Regions from separate parts of the Homo sapiens genome. Here region 1 is linked to region 2. A link is a contact called in ENCODE Hi-C data. All regions are on one chromosome and are shown on one strand. Each heading gives the region's core, a stretch centred on a gene start or an enhancer-like site at or near the end of the contact. The rest is flanking DNA. Distances are from core to core; before and after follow the strand shown. Region 1 overlaps CDH11 (cadherin 11). Region 2 overlaps LOC105371310 (a long non-coding RNA gene).

Region 1 (5,111 bases), core at 2,071-4,570, 720 kb before region 2:
TTCCCCAAAGCGGCGACATGACCGCGCTCTGCGGGGTTCTTACTCCATCCTCCCGGATCCCTGCCGAAAGCTCCCCGGGGCTTAGTCCCTGCAGTCGAGACTGCCGGGTAAGCCCGGGAAAACGGAAAGACCCCAGCTCCGGAAGGAGATTGCCCGCACTTTAATAGCGTGGGTTTGGGGCCGCCGACTGTGGTTCTGGGGCAGCAGGCTGCGGTGCGCTACAGCCCTCCAGCCCGAGTCTCTGCGGGAGCTCTGGCGCCCGTTTGTAAGCTCCCACCAGCGCAGGAGTAGGTCCATGAGCGGCCCAGACTCGGGCTCGCCTCTGGCTTGGGATTGGCGAAAGCTGCCAGGGTCAACGTTAACTTTGAGAACCACACCTTCCCGAAACCTGCGCCGCTTCTCGGAGCGCGCCAAGCCTCTCTAGCTCCCGGCACGCACGGCCTCCCTCCCTGCGCTCTGCCCCGGAACGCGAGCCGGGAGGTGGGAAGCACTGAGAAGCTGGCCAGATGGGGAGGACGGCGAGGAGAGCTCCCTTCTCCCCCCTCCCCAACCCAGAGGAACTGTAGGAGGGCCCGCCTCACGCTGTGAAGCGGAGTCCCCAGAGAAAGTGGGGTCGGGGGAGGCTTGCGGGTCCGGCTTCCTTGTCCGTTTTTTTGCCGAGGCCCTGCTTTCGCCCGGGGCTCGCCGCGCCTGCCTCTCCCGGGTGAAAGGTTTTCTAGGTGCTAGAAGAAGCCCTGTTGCTTTTGCTGATAATGCAGTAGGAATTTCATGGGCCATCACACTGCTATTAAGAAATCGCATCTTTTAATTATTTAATACCATCCCTGCCTGACGACGGGTTATCCCTAAGGGATGGGAGTGGGGGGTTGTTCTTGAAACCCGGCTGTATGAGGGTATAGATTTCACTAAAGTCTTCCCCCTTCGTCTCCCCCTAAAGAAATCGTGCTACGATCGCTCTGAAATCTTTTCTTATTTTCTTCTTCTAATCATGGCTATCGGTTTAATATGAGGCAGTAAGTTTTCGTTTTAATCACAGGGAGGCTACCATAATTAATCTGGCTAGAGGACGGATCAATTTCCTCATCACTTGGGCTTGCAGCAGACGTCGATGGTTTTGCGGGGTGTCTGGATTTCCTGGGGATGGGGATGCAGATGTGTTCTCAGGAGCGAGGATCCTGTAGCATCGCATGAGCACATTTGCCAGGCTGGGCTCTGAGCGCTAGAGCCTAATATGTTGGCAGAGAAGAGAAGGGACTGACCTTCTTTTCGTTAATCCTGGAATTGTTTTTCCTACAAATACGTAGGTGCAGACACCAGAACAGAAATATTAACTGCCCAACCCTAGCTGCAGGGAGCCTGGTCTTCTTCCAATAGGACAAAGGAAAAAAAGTTACAAAACAAAGGGACAGAGTTGTGGCCAATACGAGAAGCACTCTGAGGCTCCAGCTACTGAAGTTCCTTAAATGTAATCTCTGATTCCAAGTTTTAGAGTTGGCCAGTGGGCTCTGGAATTCGAACCTCTGTGAAAAACTGAAATCCAGCCTAGTACAAAAGGAATGTGAGTGCTTTTCAGTAGAGACCAGGGAAAGGCATCTGAAAGGCCAGGAAACTTTGCTTGAGTAAGGATTATCTTTACATCTTACTTTTGAAACATTGTAAATTAAGACATTAAAATGTCTTGCAGGCATGCACTATTATTAATAAAAATTATTACTATCATTTTAGTTGTTACTTCAGAGTCTGCATAAACTGGGCATTTTATGACATTGTTTGAAAGAATAAACCACCCTCCTCACCCCTGGGAAAGGGGGAATGAAGGCAGGCCTTGGAAGGATTGAGACTGGATAATCTGGCGAGCCCCAGACATGTAGATTTATTCAAATGGCTGCTTATTGCTGCCTAGGAAAATAAGCTTTTAAAATAGTTCTAACTGAAGCAGTGGACCATCTTGATAGCACTTCAGAACTTTCATTACGTTCAGCATTCTTATCAGAACACCAGACAGTAAAATTACTAGAAACCTAAATTCTATTTTCAATTAAGATGCAATCTTTTGTTAATTTGAAAATTTAAAAAAAATAGTTATGGCGCAATTTTTTTTATGTCTTAGAACTCATGTTCCCTCTGTAGAGTGGTGGCTGTGGATGTGCATGTTTGATTGTTTATTTGTGGGAGGAGGGGGCAGGGGACAGACTTGGAGAGCCACGCCATGATTTGGGGGAATACGGATCAATTTCATGCTCTTTTAATGCACTTGTCTTCATAATTCATGGTTTTTCTTCTCCTTTGAATAGAATTACATGGCTGCTTTGTAAAGATTCTGGTTTGGGGACCCTCATATGGGAAACGCCATGACATTGACCTCGTGGTCTGATTTACAATGCCAGTACTGCGCTCCCAGGAGCATAGCATGTCCTGGAACCTTGCCTGTGAATGCCTGTGACTTATGAAGTGGTAACTTATGAAGTTGGTAAACTTTGATCTCTTATATTCAAATCTGTTTTCAGAACCATCTAAACAAGATCTTCAAATCTGATTTTAGTCTTCCTTCATTCTCAATACATGTATGTAGGTAGATGTTGGAGAAACATAACAATTTCATTGGAATTTACTTTCAATATTGATGTTTTCACTTTGATGACAGGCATACTTACTCATTCAATAATAATAAAACAGTGGAATATATAGAGTTTGAAAGTAGGTATCAAACTTTTTTTCTTGAATTGTCAAATTTGAAGAATGACTATGAACTTTCAAGTTTTTTTTTCCTAGAAAATTTGAGCACTGTATAAATTCACTAGCCAATGATTTAAGGGATTGAAATGTGTTTGGGATGATTTTCTCCCTTATGGAATTGGCTGCTGTTTCATAAAAAGTTACCTAATTTGTCAAGAATCCCTATTCTGCACTTACCAAGAATTGTGAGTTTTCAGCCTTTTTAATTTAAAGTTATTGCCTCTGAAATATATAAAAGTAGTTGGTCTATATAAATTTGTGATTTAATTGATTAGGGGGAAAAACATCAACAGGTCTGCTAAAGAAAAAGAAAAATAAAGTTGGAGAAAATTGGACACATCCTGGTGCACTGGTAGGAGTTAAAAATGAGCTGTTCCATCAGGATTCCTGTGATAGCCATCCGCAGCCTCCCCTATGAGCAGGAAGGACTAAAGAAAACACTCGAGGAGCATAATTAGACATCTTTCTGCTATAATTTTACCCTGACATTGAGAGCCTTGTACAACTCTGGAAATGGACTCCTTCGCGGAAGATTGCACTTCTGGCCACTAGAGGGCAATGGCACCCTTCTCCAACTGTCTGCATGGAGCCCATCTGCTTTTGAGGGCATCATGAAAAGCGGTTTTGTTACTTACAAGCCTTGTCTGGCCCTCTCAGGAGAGACCGAATTCAATCTAGCTGTGGTTCAAGCTACTGCTCGAGCAGTTGGTCAGGATTAGCATCTCTCTAGTGGGTGGATCCTGTTACCTTCAGCATCTTCTTCCCACCTTGGAGTTTACTAGAAAGTTGGGAAATCCTGTAACTTGACATTGAGCAGCAGCCGGGGTGGGGGCTGGGCTGCAGGATAAACAAGGTCAGCTCTCACTGAGACAGTGATCTGGGAGGATTTTCTGGATTTTTTTCTGGCAAAAAGAGCATCATTTCTGACTCCAAGTGGAAGGGAATGGATAAAGAAGAAAAATATCAGTGAGACTACCGTGACACCATTGCCCGTTCTTTCATGAGGTTTTGAAGATGTCTGCAAGACACTTCTAATTTGCAAAAAGGAATAGCAGTTTGATCTTCGGTAAACACTTTGGGGCATGGAATTTTAATATAGCAGTAAATGTTTTACTGTTTCTTTTAAACCATTCTTGATATTGTTGTGAAAAACCTAACTTTAGCAGAGAGTAAAATTTAATTCAAGATTGTTCCTCGTGCACTGGAGTATAATCATTTGATTTTTTTTCTTCTCAGCGATATGGAAATTATGGCTTATGATTAAATTGCATATTCCAGGCTACACAAATTTATATTTGCTCCTGTTTGATAGTGTCATGAAAGTTCAGGAGGAGAATGCAAAAAGAAACTAATGCTATATTATAATTAAGAGGAAAACTCCATTAAAGAAATAAGTACTGTTTTAAGTGGCTACTTATTTGTGTTTTTTGTCTTAAGTGAGTACAGTTGCCTCCCTGGTGATTCAGCAATGAAGTTCTTTGCAGCTCTGAGCTGTGTTGGAATGCGTAGACAGTTGATGAAGAAGGAATCAATGCAAATGGATTATGGGAGGGAGTATTAAGTAACTCAGTGGAAAGTAAGACAAAGTGTTTTGTAAACTGACGTTCACTTACCATTGGACAGTTTATTTAACTTTAAAAGGGGCAATTTTAAATTCTAAGCTCTTGTGAATAATGCACATTGTTTGAACTGGAGGCAAAATTTCATTGTTATTTGGTTTAATTAGTCATGAGACGGTTGCAGAGTTCAGGGATTCTTATTGAGACAAAGCATTTCTCTCACAGTCTGTATGGTCGAGGTTTCTGCTCAATCAGAAAATCTGGTACATCGGGATATTAAGTGAGAGGAATGTGAGAGAGAAGAGAGGGAAAGGAGGAAGAAACTCAAAAGTATGAGAGAGACTAATGATGCTATTTCTTATGGAGGCCAATTTCTGATCTTCGTACCTCTCTCTCTCTCTCTCTATCCTTATTAAGCCAATTGAAGAGCTGAATCTAGGAAGTTGATATAAACAGCTTTAAACAGCTTTAAAGACTGCAGTAGACAGTAGCCAAGGTCTTATTCTGTGTTTTCTGGCACCAAGTGTCCCTCAAACAATATTTGTGAATGAGCAGGGGTTTATTCTCAAAATTTCCTGGTTGCTGCAGGTGAAAAAAAGCTTTCACTTCCTAAACTCCACACCCCTTATTTGCCAGAAATCCTCCTGACATGGTCCTCTGCACTGGAATGATTTTCACAAATTAAAGTTAGCTCTCCACATTCAGCTCTCTTGAAGAAAATGGCCTGGAGCCCGGCTTTGTCCTTACTATGATGATCACCTCGCATGGCAACCAGTGTGGTAGGGGAGGCTCCTCCCTGGTCTTAGTTTAAGACAC
Region 2 (4,851 bases), core at 1,505-4,004:
AGAGAGATAGCCCACAATTTTGTTTAAATAAATGGTGTTACAGCTAATTGCAGGAGTTCAAATTTATCAAAGCCCAATGGTCATCACTAAATGTGCCAATATACACAAGGGAGATTCATGAAATAAACTAGAGTTTTCAATAGTTAACACAATCCAGATTGATGAATGTGTTAACAATGATTGTTTCTACCAGATGACATCAGTTCTAAGTGAAAACTAAATGAACAGTAGCAATTCAGAATCAACATTTTGGTTCAGATATGATCATATTCTGCAAATATTTTCTCTTGGGTAGCATGGCCTCCGTGAATGACTTAAAATGCGGTATTTTTCATGAAGAAGAATTGCCGACAAGGTAATAGGTATTAACATAGAATAAGGTCAAACTTCAATTCTTTTTTTTTAGTTAAATTATATGCAAAAAGAAAATTGGAGTTTCGGACAAGTCGGAAAAAGGAGCATTGGTCCTGTTGGATATCGGCATTGTGTATTCAACCCCTTCTAAATTCCAGTGATCAAGCGGAGTTTGCTATCTCCTTAAACATTTCTGGAAGGACTTTAAAATAAATAGAACATGATGGCCCTACCAAGGGGGTAAAAGGCACTTGGTAGATAATTAACCCTAAAAGGCAAAAATCAATTTGGCAAAAAGATGTTAGAAGCATCATCACTTTTTGTTTGGATGACTATTTTTCTTTCAGTTCACTCCAAACACTCCTTTTTTTTAATAAAGCTGAAAATATTTTTGTTTGGAGCCAAAGCTCCAAATATCAAACCTATGTATGAGACGTTACAAATCCTTCATTCTTATAGAATAGCTGAACATACATATACACACACATCAAGGGATATTTTTAGTGATAAAGTGGACTAAGAAATAAGTGATAGATATTTAAAAAGGTTGACTCTAAGCCTAAAATTATTTTTCTCACTGTTATAAATGAAGACACTGATGATAAGAGAGGTTAAATAAACAACTCTCCCAAGATCTGGCTGCTACTAAATGTCAATGAGAGGATTTGAACTGATTTTGGCCTGATTTAAGAAGTGTGACTCATTATCCTATACACCCGTCAATATGTATAGATGTGTATCTGCTTGAATATTCTCTTAAAAATATTGCAACATTAATTAAGACAACATTAAGTCAGTTGATAGAATCTCAAGAAATAATATCTACTTAATTATAATTTAAAAATTTCTCTTTTTATGTTAAGCTACCTATAGATAGTTTCTTAATATGTTCCCCTATGCATTGAGGATTCAGGCTTATTTTAAATTCAGTGCTTCTTAATCTATCCTATAACCTGGGAAAAATGAATTGCTAGTGAATTTTAAATTAGTTCTTCAATACTAGTTAAATGAATCCCTCATTTTTTAAAGATAGACTAATATTCAGAATTGCAGATGATCTGTATTCTGTTATTAATGTGAGGGACCTAATCACACTACAGAAAAAAGTGTATCAGTGAGTATCCTTGGGAAATCAGAAAGAAATTGAGCTTGTTCATTGCTGTCAGCCTGACCTTCAAGATATGACAAGATGCCAAAGGGGGGAAAATTACTTAAGATTTTCAGAAACTCAGAGACATAAGGAGAGTATTTTGAAAAAGAAAAAAAAATTCCCCTCCTTTCCCAATTCACAATTAGGGTTGTATAATGCTTAAGTTCTGTGTTATTTCATGTGCAGACAGTGATGGTTGAAAACCATATACCTACTCAAAAATCACAGACCAAACATATTTATGCATATGTATATATAATACATATATATATATATGTAGTCTCATCTCTAAATTTATCCTTCTATCCTTGTAAGTAAACCATCAGACTAGAATTCCAAAAAAAGACAGAATAGACATGTTCCACTGCTTCTTGTTAAACTGAATGCATACGTGTATATAGCAGGATCTAGGGTGTTGCATTTTGTTTCTTTAGTCTACACATTATATTCTTCTTAAAACTCAATGGTGAGGTAGTTTCTTGCCCAGGGAGTGCCTGGGGTAAGGTGTGAGAGCAAACAAACACATACAGCTCCTCCTGTACTGTGCTCACCACTGTTCATTTGATTCTCATAATAACCCAAAGAGGTACCTACTATCATTGCTTCTATTTTATAAATCAGGAAACTGAGGCAAAGAGCAGTTTACTGACTTAAACACAATGACACAGCTGTAAATAATGGAGCCAGGATTTTAACCCAGGGGATCTGGCTTCAAAGTCTACTTCCCTTCCCTATACTATGCTACTATGCTATATAGCATTCCTCAGAAGATATTCTTTTCTCTGCTTCATCATGATGCTACAAGAGTTTAAAGGCATCCACAAAAAATTGCTCAGTGAAATGTCATTAAGAAGAACTCAATTTTATACAGATCAATTTGAATTGAATCCTGTTTTACCATTGGCTAGCTCTGTGGTAGTTATCACTTTAATCTTCAGAGTTCTTATTGTAAAATGTTAACACTAATATCAACCATAGGCTTGAACTGAATATTAAACATAAAATATGTGAACCACCTATAAAAGGACCTGAAACATACAGCGTACTTTAAAACTATAATTATTTTCCATGAATATTGGTTTTGCCGACTCTTATAGTGCATAAAACAACCTATTTACATTCTTCCAAGAGAACTATATATGTCATGAATCACGGATCATATTAGTTGTGAGAAATAAAGCAGTCATCTTCCTTTAGTTTATTCTGTAGCTTACAGGAAGAAACTGGCATGGACAGGAAGGAGATGAGACAACATTCCGTCTGCCTTACATACCATGAGCTCTAAAATAGAGCCATCATCAAAGAGCAGAGTGTATAGGGTAGGCTGTGAAGCATTTGGAAGAAATATTTTTGAGTTCTATTCTAGGAGGAAATAATGTGGAATTCATTCTTTGTACTGAGAAAAGGCTATACGAATCTGGAAAAAATATTTTAAGAGAATCATGAAACCCATGAACATTTTCAGAACATTTTGGCAGATATTCCAATCCCTTTCCAAATGGTAGCTCATGCATTATAGGAGAGAAAGAATGGGTCACTTGAGTGTTCACTTATGTGGATGTGTGCAAATGTCATTGCAAGAACAGACTCTCCAAGCTTTTATTGCACTCTTCCCTTGGCACAGATAAATATCCTAATGTGTCTTATTCATTGCATGTGAACTTTTGAGGCACTATAGGGCAATGGGACAAGCATGGAGCTTAACTCATCCTCATACCCATTAGTTAATCATGTGACTTTGTTCATTCTCTCGAAACTTAAATTTTTATCTTTGCCATAGGCAAAGGCATAATAAGGCACTTATTTTAGGGAGTGCAGAACTGGACAGCAGCATGCAGGGACCTCTAGTAGTGGATCCCTAGCAGTCAAGAAAACAAAATTATTTAGACATTACTGAGCAGCTCTGATGTGCAAAGCACTATGCTGTACAGAGGAAATAGGAAAATTAGATAAGCCCCTGCCAAAAAGTTACTCACAATTTGAATGAATGGAAGAGTTTGAATAGGGTTTGGAAGGACTAAGTAGGATTAAAAAAGAAATCAGATGAGCTAGCTTATTAAAAATCAGTACAGGGTTAAGAGTTTCACAAGCATTTCTTGAGGTCTTTGGTAATTCCCGAAGAGGGATCCAGCCTGCTAGAGATACACAATGAGTTCTGAGAGGGAAAATTCAGGAGGGAGGTGAAAGAACTCGGATCATTGGTGGGCTTCATAAAAGAGTTTAAACTTGAAACATATATGCCTTCATGCTAAATCATGCATGTTCTCTGGCTATTCTGCACACATATTTTTACATACCTACCTCTTTTCCACTTTCCAGGCAGATCCAAGTTTTGCAGGTGACAAAACAAAACAAAACTATAACACATTTCTTGATATGATCAGGCTCTTTTTCCTTCCAAAAGCCATTAACTAAACTATAACGCAAATAAATTGCTTCTGGGGCACCTGGAGTTTTCCTAAGATTTGTCTGTCTTCTGAGAAAATACTAAGAGCTGATTCATCCTAATAAGGTGTGAATCAAGTGTTAAACTGTAACTGAATTGTACAATTAATTTTACTTTTCCCTGTTTTCTCCATTTCTTCCATGGAGTTATAGAAGCTTATAACAGGATTCCTACTATTATTTAAAATGTTTTTCTGAGAAATACTACCCCGTCCGATATTCACAAATTATTTCAGATTTCTTAACCTTTCCTTCTTCTTTTTTCTTTATTTTATATGGTGGACATGATCCTGAGGTTGATTTTCACTTGTGGTTGGCCCTTTCTATTACTTGAGCAAGATATGCCAATATGAAAATAAGATATAGACTTACTTTCTCAAGGTACTATCTAGGTATAGAAATAGAGACTTAGGCAGAGAGATAGATAGATATAATACATGCACACAAAGAAACATTGATAGTGATATGGTTTGGAACTGTCCCAACCCACATCTCCTACTGAAATGTAACCCCCAATGTTGGAGATGGGGCCTGGTGGGAGGTGACTCATCATGAGGGCAGATTGCTCATGAATAGTTTAGCACCATCCCCCTTGGTACTGTTATCACAATAGTGAGTTCTCATGAGATTTGGTCATTTAAAAGTGTGTAGCACCTCACTCTTGATCTCTTGCTTCTCCTCCGGCCGTGTGATGTGCCTGCTCCTGCTTCGCCTTCCCCATGATTGTAATTTTCTGGAGACCTCCCCAGAAACCAAGCAGATGCCAGCATCACGCTTCCTGTACAGCCTGCAGTACCGTGAGCCAAGTAAACCTCTTTTCTTTATAAATTACCCAGTCTCAGGTATTTCTTTATAGTAATGAGAGAATGAACTAATACAAATAGATAAAAATATATCATGTG

The links. A loop is a pair of places that touch in the nucleus more often than their neighbours do. Pooled maps may share reads with other maps.
Region 1: a map of endothelial cell of umbilical vein shows a loop between it and region 2 (6-fold over the local background). The contact joins two enhancer-like sites. A Hi-C loop is called at or near these places in 2 of 168 maps with a recorded cell type or tissue (ascending aorta and endothelial cell of umbilical vein) and 6 of 50 pooled maps.

Annotation. Positions count from the first base shown.
Region 1 is chr16:65,116,345-65,121,455 of GRCh38, reverse strand. The region is part of intron 1 of CDH11 (cadherin 11); the gene reads left to right. Among named protein-coding and RNA genes, the nearest start is that of CDH11, 3.2 kb to the left of the region's middle. Within about 2 kb of position 3,320, at least 7 of the 41 ENCODE cell types and tissues checked have a DNase peak (open chromatin) inside an H3K27ac peak, as active enhancers do.
Region 2 is chr16:64,396,879-64,401,729 of GRCh38, reverse strand. The region is part of intron 2 of LOC105371310 (a long non-coding RNA gene); the gene reads right to left. Among named protein-coding and RNA genes, the nearest start is that of LINC02165, 670 kb to the right of the region's middle. Within about 2 kb of position 2,754, at least 2 of the 41 ENCODE cell types and tissues checked have a DNase peak (open chromatin) inside an H3K27ac peak, as active enhancers do.